2 separate regions of the Homo sapiens genome follow, and region 2 is linked to region 1. Evidence: chromatin loops called from intact Hi-C (ENCODE). Cell type or tissue: CD14-positive monocyte. All regions are shown on one strand. Links, peaks and the distances in the headings refer to the core of each region. The heading gives the core; the rest is flanking DNA. Region 1 overlaps ZAN (zonadhesin). Region 2 holds the start of LOC105375431 (a long non-coding RNA gene).

The links. Peaks named below come from ENCODE experiments on the same cell type or tissue, not always from the same donor. Only the 100,000 strongest peaks of a DNase experiment are listed, where the experiment ranks them.
Region 2: it touches region 1 in a loop (5-fold over the local background); 1 of 110 quality-filtered maps calls a loop at or near these places.

What each region holds. Positions count from the first base shown.
Region 1 is chr7:100,769,952-100,774,331 of GRCh38, reverse strand. ZAN (zonadhesin) reads right to left here. Exons shown (of 48, transcript NM_003386.3): 28 at 4,358-4,380; 29 at 2,312-2,488; 30 at 839-1,047; 31 at 467-611. Among named protein-coding and RNA genes, the nearest start is that of ZAN, 39 kb to the right of the region's middle. In CD14-positive monocyte, for the core only: no CTCF peak of the experiment used is centred there; no DNase peak of the experiment used is centred there.
Region 2 is chr7:100,961,078-100,965,457 of GRCh38, reverse strand. MUC3A (mucin 3A, cell surface associated) reads right to left here. Exons shown (of 12, transcript NM_005960.2): 4 at 2,192-2,307; 5 at 1,706-1,770; 6 at 615-763; 7 at 111-176. It overlaps LOC105375431 (a long non-coding RNA gene), which reads left to right and starts at 3,143. Exons shown (of 3, transcript XR_007060457.1): 1 at 3,143-3,185. It overlaps LOC124900622 (a long non-coding RNA gene), which reads left to right and starts at 651. Exons shown (of 3, transcript XR_007060456.1): 1 at 651-738; 2 at 1,192-1,355; 3 at 1,499-1,629. In CD14-positive monocyte, for the core only: a CTCF peak has its summit at 2,672; no DNase peak of the experiment used is centred there; H3K27me3 peaks cover 855 bases.

The DNA of each region.
Region 1 (4,380 bases), core at 149-4,148:
ATGGCACGATCTCTGCTCACTGCAACCTCTGCCTCCTGGGTTCAAGCAATTCTCCTGCCTCAGCCTCTCGAGTAGCTGGGATTATAGGCTAATTTTTGTATTTTTAGTAGAGACGGGGTTTAGCCATGTTGGTCAGGCTGGTCTTGAACTTCTGGTCTCAAGTGATCCACCCGCCTTGGCCTTCCAAAGTGCTGAGATTACAAGTGTGAGCCATGGCGTCTGGCCCCAGGGAAGGATTTATAATATCCCATCTAAGTTGGTGGCCGCTACAGGAGAAGGATGGGTGAGCCCCAAGGTTCCCTTCTCAGCAGTTGGAGGTCATCTTACCCACCAGAAGCTCTTGGTTGCAGCAGAGTTACCAGTCAAAACCTGAAACCCAGTGCTACAGGCAGCAGGGAGTCTGTTGGGGAGTTGGGAGAGTGGGCCTCAGGGCTGTGGAGTCCCCCCATCACCGTGGTCCTCCTACCTGAGGCCCGACAATGGAGCAGCCCATCCAGGGCCCAGCATATCTGGTTGGGTTTGCAGGTGCTCTGGAAGCAGGTGATGTTGTTGTGGACGGAGCAGGTGCAGAGCCTGGTGCAGGTGTTCTCTGTGTACCAGCGCTCCCCGACCTGTGGGCCACAGGGATCAGCTGAGCCAACAGAAAGTTGGAATTGGGAGATGGGCCAACGCCCCAGTTGAAGCTGGGTGCAGCATCTGCCCTTCCTCCTCGCCCCCCAGCCTTGGCCAGCCCTGCCCCTCCCAGGTTCTGAGCCTTCCTCCTGCCTCTCCTGAGCTTGCCCTGACCCCAAACATGTGGGCCTGGAAAGGGCGGGGCCCCTCCTAGCTGGCCTCTCACCGGGTGGTAGGAGCCCGCTGGGTCAGTGCAGCCACACTGGCCAAGGGGCACGCAGGAGGTTCCACTCAAGATGTGGCCTTTCTGACATTCACAGCTCTCAGCACAGGGCAGTGCTTTGGGGCAGTCCCTCGGGTTGTTTATGCTGCTGCAGGTGTCTGGGCAGGGGCTGCTGCAGGGGCTGTAGCTGCTGCCAGGTGGGCACCTCATAGCTAAAGAAAATGAGAGCATTAGGAAGAGTGGGGTGGCATGTCCAGCCCCCAAACCTTGGGGCATCAAAAGCTCCTAGTAGTGGCCAGGAGCGGTAGCTCGCACATGTAATCCCAGCACTTTGGGAGGCCGAGGCAGGTGGATCACCTGAGGTCAGGAGTTCGAGAACAGGCTGGCCAACATGGTGAAAAACCGACTCTACTAAAAATACAAAAATTAGCCAGGCGTGGTGGCACACGCCTGTAGTCCCAGCTACTTGGGGTGGCACACGCCTGTAGTCCCAGCTACTTGGGTGGCTGAGACACGAGAATCTCTTGAACCTGAGAGGCAGAGGTTGCAATGAGGCGAGGTCAGACCACTGCACTCCAGCCTGGGCGACAGCGAGACTCTCAAAAGCAAAAAAAAAAAAAAACAAACAAAAAAAAAACAGACATAAAATCTACAATTTTAACAATTTTTTTTTTCTTGTAGACAGTCTCGCTCTGTCGCCCAGGCTGGAGTGCAGTGGCATGATCTTGGGTCACTGCAAGCTCCACCTCCCAGATTCACGCCATTCTCCTGCTTCAGCCTCCCGAGTAGCTGGGACTACAGGCGCCCACCACCACGCCTGGCTAATTTTTTGTATTTTTGGTAGAGACGGGGTTTCTCCGTGTTAGCCAGGATGGTCTCGATCTCCTGACCTCGTGATCCACCTGCCTCGGCCTCCCAAAGTGCTGGGATTACAGGCATGAGCCACCGCGCCCGGCAACAATTTTTTAAATGTACACTTCAACAGCACTAAGTACAGTCACATTGTCGTGCTGCCATTACCACCATCTACTGCCAGAACTTTTTGTTTTGTTTTGTTTTTCACTCTTGTTTTTTGTTTCACTCTTGTTGCCCAGGCTGGAGTGCAGTGGTGTGATCTCGGCTCACTGCAACCTCTGCCTCCCAGGTTCAAGCGATTCTCCCACCTCAGCCTCTTGAGTAGCTGATTACAGGTGCTTGCCACCACACCTGGCCAAGTTTTGTATTTTTAATAGAGACGGGGTTTCACCATGTTGACCAGGCTGGTCTCCAACTCCTGACCTCAGGTGATTCACCCATCTTGGCTTGAACACAGGAGGTAGAGGTTGCAGTGAGCCGAGATTGCGCCACTGCACTCCAGCCTGGGCAACAGAGTGAGACTCCGTCTCAAAAAAAAAAAAAAGAATTTAGAGGAAGAAAGGGAGGGCAGAATTCTGGAGGGTGCCTATGGGCTGTGGGAACAGGTGGCCAGTCACTCACGGCAGAAGGTTCTGTTCCGCCAGGCAGGGGCCTGGCCAGCCTGGGCACACAGGGACGCGTAGGCCTGCAGGGAGCGGCACAGGGCTGTGGTGTCGCCCTTGGTCCCACACTGACCATGCACGCAACTGGCAAAGCTGGACTGGGGAGGCACCACCTGGTGACATTGAGAGAAGGGTCCTGCAGGAAGAGAGAAGGCAGATGAGCCAGGGGAGGGGCCGGGAAGGAACAGGGCCATGTGGCTTCCCTGGGGCTGATTCGACATCCACTTCAGTCAAAACCTGGATTTTCCCGCCAGGCACAGTGGCTCACACCTGTAATCCCAGCACTTTGGGAGGCCGAGGTGGGCAGATCACTTGAGGTCAGGAGTTTGAGACCAGCCTGACCATCATGGTGAAACCCAATCTCTACTAAAAATACAAAAATTAGCAGGGCATAGTAGAGGGCACCTGTAGTCCAGGCAACTCGGGAGGTTGGGGCAGGAGAATCTCTTGAACCCAGGAGGCAAAGGTGGCAGTGAGCTGAGATTGTGCCATTGCACTCCAGCCTGGGCAACAGATCAAGACTCCGTCTCAAAAAAAAAAAACAAAAAAAAAACCTCCTGGATTTTCCAGCCTGAGCAATACAGTGAAACTGTGTCTGTACAAAAATTAGCCGGCCATGGTGGTGCACACCTGTAGTCCCAGCTACTCAGCAGGCTGAGGCAGGAGGATGAGCTATGATTGTGCCATTGCACTCCAACCTGGGTAACAGAGAATATAAACAAAACAAACAAACAAAACCCAGATTTGTGTGGTGGCTCCCGCCTATAACCTCAGCACTTTAGGAGGGCAAAGCAGGAGAATCACTTGAGCCCAGGAGTTCAAGACCAGCCTGGGCTGCATAGCAAGACCTCATCTCCAGAAAATATTTAAAAATTAGGCCAGGCATGATGGCTCATGCCTTTAATACCAGCACTTTGGGAGGCCAAGGCAGGTGGATCATTTGAGGTCAGGAGTTCAAGATCAGCCTGGCCAACATGGTGAAATGTTGTCTCTACTAAAGATACAAAAACTAGCCGGGTGTGGTGGCACAGGCCTGTAATCCCAGCTACTTGGGAAGCTGAGGTGGGAAAATAGCTTGCGCCTGGGAGGCAGAGGTTGCAGTGAGCTGAGATCACACCATTGCACTCCAGCCTGGGCAACAGAGTGAGAAAAAAAAAATTAGTTGGGCATGGTGGTGCATGCCTGTGGTCCCAGCTACTCTGAAGGCTGAGGCGGGAGGATTACTTGAGCCCAGGAGTTCAAGCCTGCAGTGAGCTGTGATCGTGCCACTGCACTCCAGCCTGGGCAACAGAGTGAGACCTTGTCTCTAAAAAACAAGAAAAAAGAAAAAACGGCCAGGCGTGGTGGCTTATGCCTGTCATCCCAACTACTTGGGAGGCCAAGGGGGAGGATCCCTTGGGGTCCATAGTTCGAGAACAGCCTGGGCTACATAGTGAGACTCCCCCATCTCTATTAAACTTTTTTTTTTTTTTTTTTGAGACAGAGTCTCACTCTGTCGCCCAGGCTGGAGTGCAGTGGCGAAATCTCGGCTCACTGCAACCTCTGCCTCCCAGGTTAAAGCGATTCTTCTGCCTCAGCCTCCCAAGTAGCTGGGACTACAGGTGCCCGTCACCAGGCCCAGCTAATTTTTTGTATTTTTAGTAGAGACGGGGTTTCACCATGCTAGCCAGGCTGGTCTCGAACTCCTGACCTCGGGATCTGCCCTCCTCGGCCTCCCAAAGTACTGGGATTACAGGCATGAGCCACTGCGCCCAGCCTATTAAAACATTTTTAATAGGAAAAAAAAAAAGAAATCCCGGATTTATCTACTGCCTGAGACACAAATACAGACCCATCAGTCATAGGTCCCAAGAAGGTGACTGCTGGCTGGCCCTGTGTTCCCATTTGCCTTCCTCATGCTTTTCCATCTGTTTCTGGTCTTGTTGTTTCTCCCTCCCTGACTAGACTCCCTCCCCAGCCTCCTGTCCTTCAGGGAGGAAAAAGGGCCAGCAGGGACATGTCTTACCCTGAGGGTTTATTAAGATCGCA
Region 2 (4,380 bases), core at 213-4,212, 190 kb before region 1:
CTTGCCTCCCCCAAAGGTCTCTCCCTGCCCACAGGCTTCAATGGGCAAATGTCCCTGGTAGCCCGGATCATAGCCGCGGGAGACCACTCAGCCCTTTACCCCACCCTTACCTGCCGGGGTCAGCTCTGTCTTGCTGTTGTTGTTCACCTTGATGGAGTCAGGCTTAAAACACAGGGCTGCGGAAACACAGGCACAGATGGAATGGGCGGGGCAGATCAAGGGGTTAAGGTCAAGGGGTTAGCGCCAGGAGGCAGGATAGGCACAGGGAGGGCAGTGAGGGCTCTCTCCGTCTGGGAGAGCCCTCTCCCAGACGGAGAGAGCCACAGGCGAAGACTCCTGTTGCCTGCCTCATCTCCCCTGAATAATCCGAGGTCTTCAGCCATCCGGGAAATGCTGACCATGACAATCAGGGGGTCTCTTTCCCAGTACCGAGGTCACGGGGAGACCCTCCCTAGCCCCACCCTTGACACCGTTGTGTGTGGACTTATTCCCCTTCTCCCAACCTGCCAGAGGTACCACAGGGCTGGCACCTGAGCCCAGTGGCCCCCTGGCTGAGCTGGAGTGGGCTGGGGTGACACCTCAGGCCCTGGCCCCTCCCTCCAGCCTGGGCTCACTCTGGGAGTCCTGGCAGCTGTTCACATCCTGGCTGGCGTTCTGCAGCCCCTCCTTCAGCGTGGTCTTCACCTGCTCATACTCGCTCTCCAGCTGGGGGCTGAAGGGCATCTCCAGCAGGACCAGGTAGTCCACCACGATGCTGCCATTCCTGAGGGGTCCACAGCCTTAGAGAGTGCCCCAGCCAGGAACATATGGGTCCTTGGAGGGGCACCTCCAGAAGCAACCCAAAGTGCACCAGAAGGGGGAAGGGAGCAGAGGTCATGAGTTGGGATGCCACGTGCATCCTTTTCAGAAGGGGCTGCCAGCATTCCTGACTTGGTCTGCCTGGGAAGGCAGGACAAGGAATGACTGACATGATTGACTTCCTCTCTCTGTGTGTTTTATAGAGACAAAGTCTTGCTGTCACCCAGGCTGGAGTGCAGTGGTATCATTGTAGCTCACTGCAGCCTCCAACTCCTGGGCTAAAGTGATCCTTTCTCCTCAGCCTCCCAAGTATCAGGGACTACAGGTGTGCACTACCATGCCTGGCTAATCATTTTATTATTATTATTATTATTACTATTTTTACTGTTGTAGGGATGGGTTCTCACTATGTTGCCCAGGCTGGTCTTGAACTGCTTTCAGGTGATCCACCCGCCTAGCCTACCCAAAGTGCTAGGATTGCAAGTGTGAGCCACCACATCTGGCCTGACGTTCTCTTCTTGTTGCATCAAGCCATCATCCACCGGGCGCCCCTAGACGTGCGTTCTCTCCCTCTCTCTCTTTCTCTCTCTCTCTTTCTAATGCTGACCCACTCAGTAGAGCAGGGGCCAGCCAGAGGGGGACAAAGTCATCAATCCAGGCACCACCTTCCCACATGTCCCTGCAACTTCTCTCCTTCCAGTGTGCTGAAGAAGAGAGGTGCCACCCCTCCTCCAGATAAATGGCCCCAGAAAACGATCCGAAAAAATACCCAGGGAGTGATTCCTTATGTACCCCCTCCACCCCTCTTTATAAAATCTGATGATTACAAAAGAAAGGAATGGGTTTTTTGTGTGCGCACATTTCCCCCACCCAACACCGCCTCCGCATCCCCAGATGGGTCTCCTACCTCAGGGACAGGATCTCCACACCCTTGAAGGTGAAGCCCTGCATGTCTGCAAAAATCTTCTGCATCTGAAACACCAAGGATCCCTGGGCTCACGTCCGAACCTGCAGACCTGAGGGGACCCAGACGCCCAACCCCAGCTCCAGGGAAGACCCTTCAATTCCCCTCCCCGGCCGGGTGCCGTGGCTCACGCCTGTAATCCCAACACTTTGGGAGGACGAGGCAGGTGGATCACAAAGTCAGTAGTTCGAGACCAGTCTGGCCAACATAGTGAAAACCCGTCTCTACTAAAAATACAAAACATTAGCCAGGTGTCATGGTGTGCACCTGTAATCCCAGCTACTTGGGAGGCTGAGGCAAGAGAATCATGTGAACCCGGGAGGCGGAGGTTGCAGTGACCCAAGATCGCACCATTGCACTCCAGCCAGGGTGAGAGTGCGAGACTACACCTCAAAAAAAAAAAAAAAATCCCCTCTCTTTGCCCTTTACCTGATTCCAGAAGGTCTTGTTGAAATCCCTGTAGGCCTGGGAAGTGTTGTCATTGAGGTCCGGCGAGAACTGCTGATCCACAGACACTTCCATGCCCACCTCGGTCTCCACTACATCTACACAGAGCATGCATGTCCCCAGTCACTTCTCTGTCTGCTTTTGTCTGAAGCCACCAACACCACCACCCCAACCCACAGGCTCCTCCTGCTGCTCCCCTCCAAGATCCCTGAGGACTGATGCCCAGAGGCAGGAACAGATGTAGGAATTCCAGGATGCATTATGCCTCAGGAGGCTGAGGCAGGAGAATCACTTGAACTCAGGAGGCGGAGGTTGTAGTGAGCCGAGATTGCATCACTGCACTCCAGCCTGGGCCACAGAGTGAGACTGTCTCTCAAGAAAATGAAAAAGAAAGATAGAGAGAGAGAGAGAAAAAGAAAGAAAGAAAGAAAGAAAGAGAGAGAGAGAGAGAAAGAAAGAAAGAGAAAGAAAGAAGGAAAGAAAGAAAGGGAGAAAGCATTGTGTGAAGATGAGGGAAAGAAGAAAAGAAAGGAAAGAAAAGAAAGAGAAAGAAAGAAAGAAAAAGAGAAAGAAAAAAAGAAAAGAGAAAGAGACAAAAGAAAAGAAGAAAAGAAAGAAGAGAGCGAGAGGAAGGAAGGAATTGTGTGGAGATGAGTGAAAGCAGGCAGAAAGATAGCGGTCAGCCTGTGGTCCCTCCTGGCTGCCCCCATAGTGGGAAGATGTCCATGTCCTAATCCCCAGAACTGTGACTATGCTATACTACATGGCAAGGGAGGATCAAGGGTGCAGATTGAATTAGATTGCTAATCAGCCTAACTTTTTTTTATTGTTGAGATAGGGTCTCATTCTGTCATCCAGGCTGAAGTGCAATAGGGGGATCATAGCTCACTGCAGCCTTGAACTCCCAGGCTCAAGTGATTCTCCCACCTCAGCCTTCCAAATAACTGGGACCACAGGCATGAGCCACCATGCCCAGGTAAGTTTTTTTTTTTTTTTTTTTTTTTTTTTTTTTTTTTTGAGACGGAGTCTCGCTCTGTCGCCCAGGCTGGAGTGCAGTGGCGGGATCTCGGCTCACTGCAAGCTCCGCCTCCCGGGTTCACGCCATTCTCCCGCCTCAGCCTCCCAAGTAGCTGGGACTACAGGCGCCCGCCACTACGCCCGGCTAATTTTTTGTATTTTTAGTAGAGACGGGGTTTCACCGTTTTAGCTGGGATGGTCTCGATCTCCTGACCTCGTGATCCGCCCGCCTCGGCCTCCCAAAGTGCTGGGATTACAGGCGTGAGGTAAGTTTTTAAAATTTTTTGTGGAGATGAGGGTCTCGCTGTGTTGCCCAGGCTGGTCCTGAACTCCTCGCCTCAAGCGATACTCCCTCCTCGGCCTTCCAAAGTGCAGGGATTATAAGACAATCAGCTGATTTTTTTTTTTCTTTTAAGACAGAGTCTCACTCTCCCTCTGTCATCTACGCTAGTGTGCAGTGGCGAAATCTCGCTTTACTGCAATATCCACCTCCTGGATTCAAGCGATTTTCCTGCCTCAGCCTCCTGAATAGTGAGGATTTAGGCATCTGCCACCATGCCCAACTAATAGTAGAGACAGTTTCACCATGTTGGCCAGGCTAGTCTCCAACTCCTGACCTCAGGTGATCCTACCCCCTCAGCCTCCCAAACTGCTGGGATTACAGGTGTGAGCCACCCCGCCCGGCGTAATCAGCTGATCTTGAGAAAATTAACATAGACTATTTGGGGAGGAGGCAAAGTTATCACAAGGGTCCTTAACAGTGGGAGAAGCAATTGAGGAGGCCAGAGTTCATTAGAGGGAGATGAGGCTATGGGAGAAAGACACAGAGAGATGCAGGCTTGCTGTGGGAGGCTCCAGAAGCTGCAAAGGGCAAAAAAATGGATTCTTCCCTGGAGCCGCTGAAAGACAACACAGCCCTGGTGACGCCTTGATTTCAGCCCAGTGACACCCACATCAGACTTCTAATCTACAGAATTCTAACATGATAATGTCGTGTTGTTCCAGCAGCCAGATTTGTGTTTGTTGGCCCGGCAGCAGTTGGAAACTGATACAGCTCCAAGCAGCCCAAGTCAGGAGATGGGCCCAGGAGGGAGGGTAGTCCCAGCCACCTCCTAAGGGTGAGGACGGAGAGGAGCATGACACAGGGCAGCGGA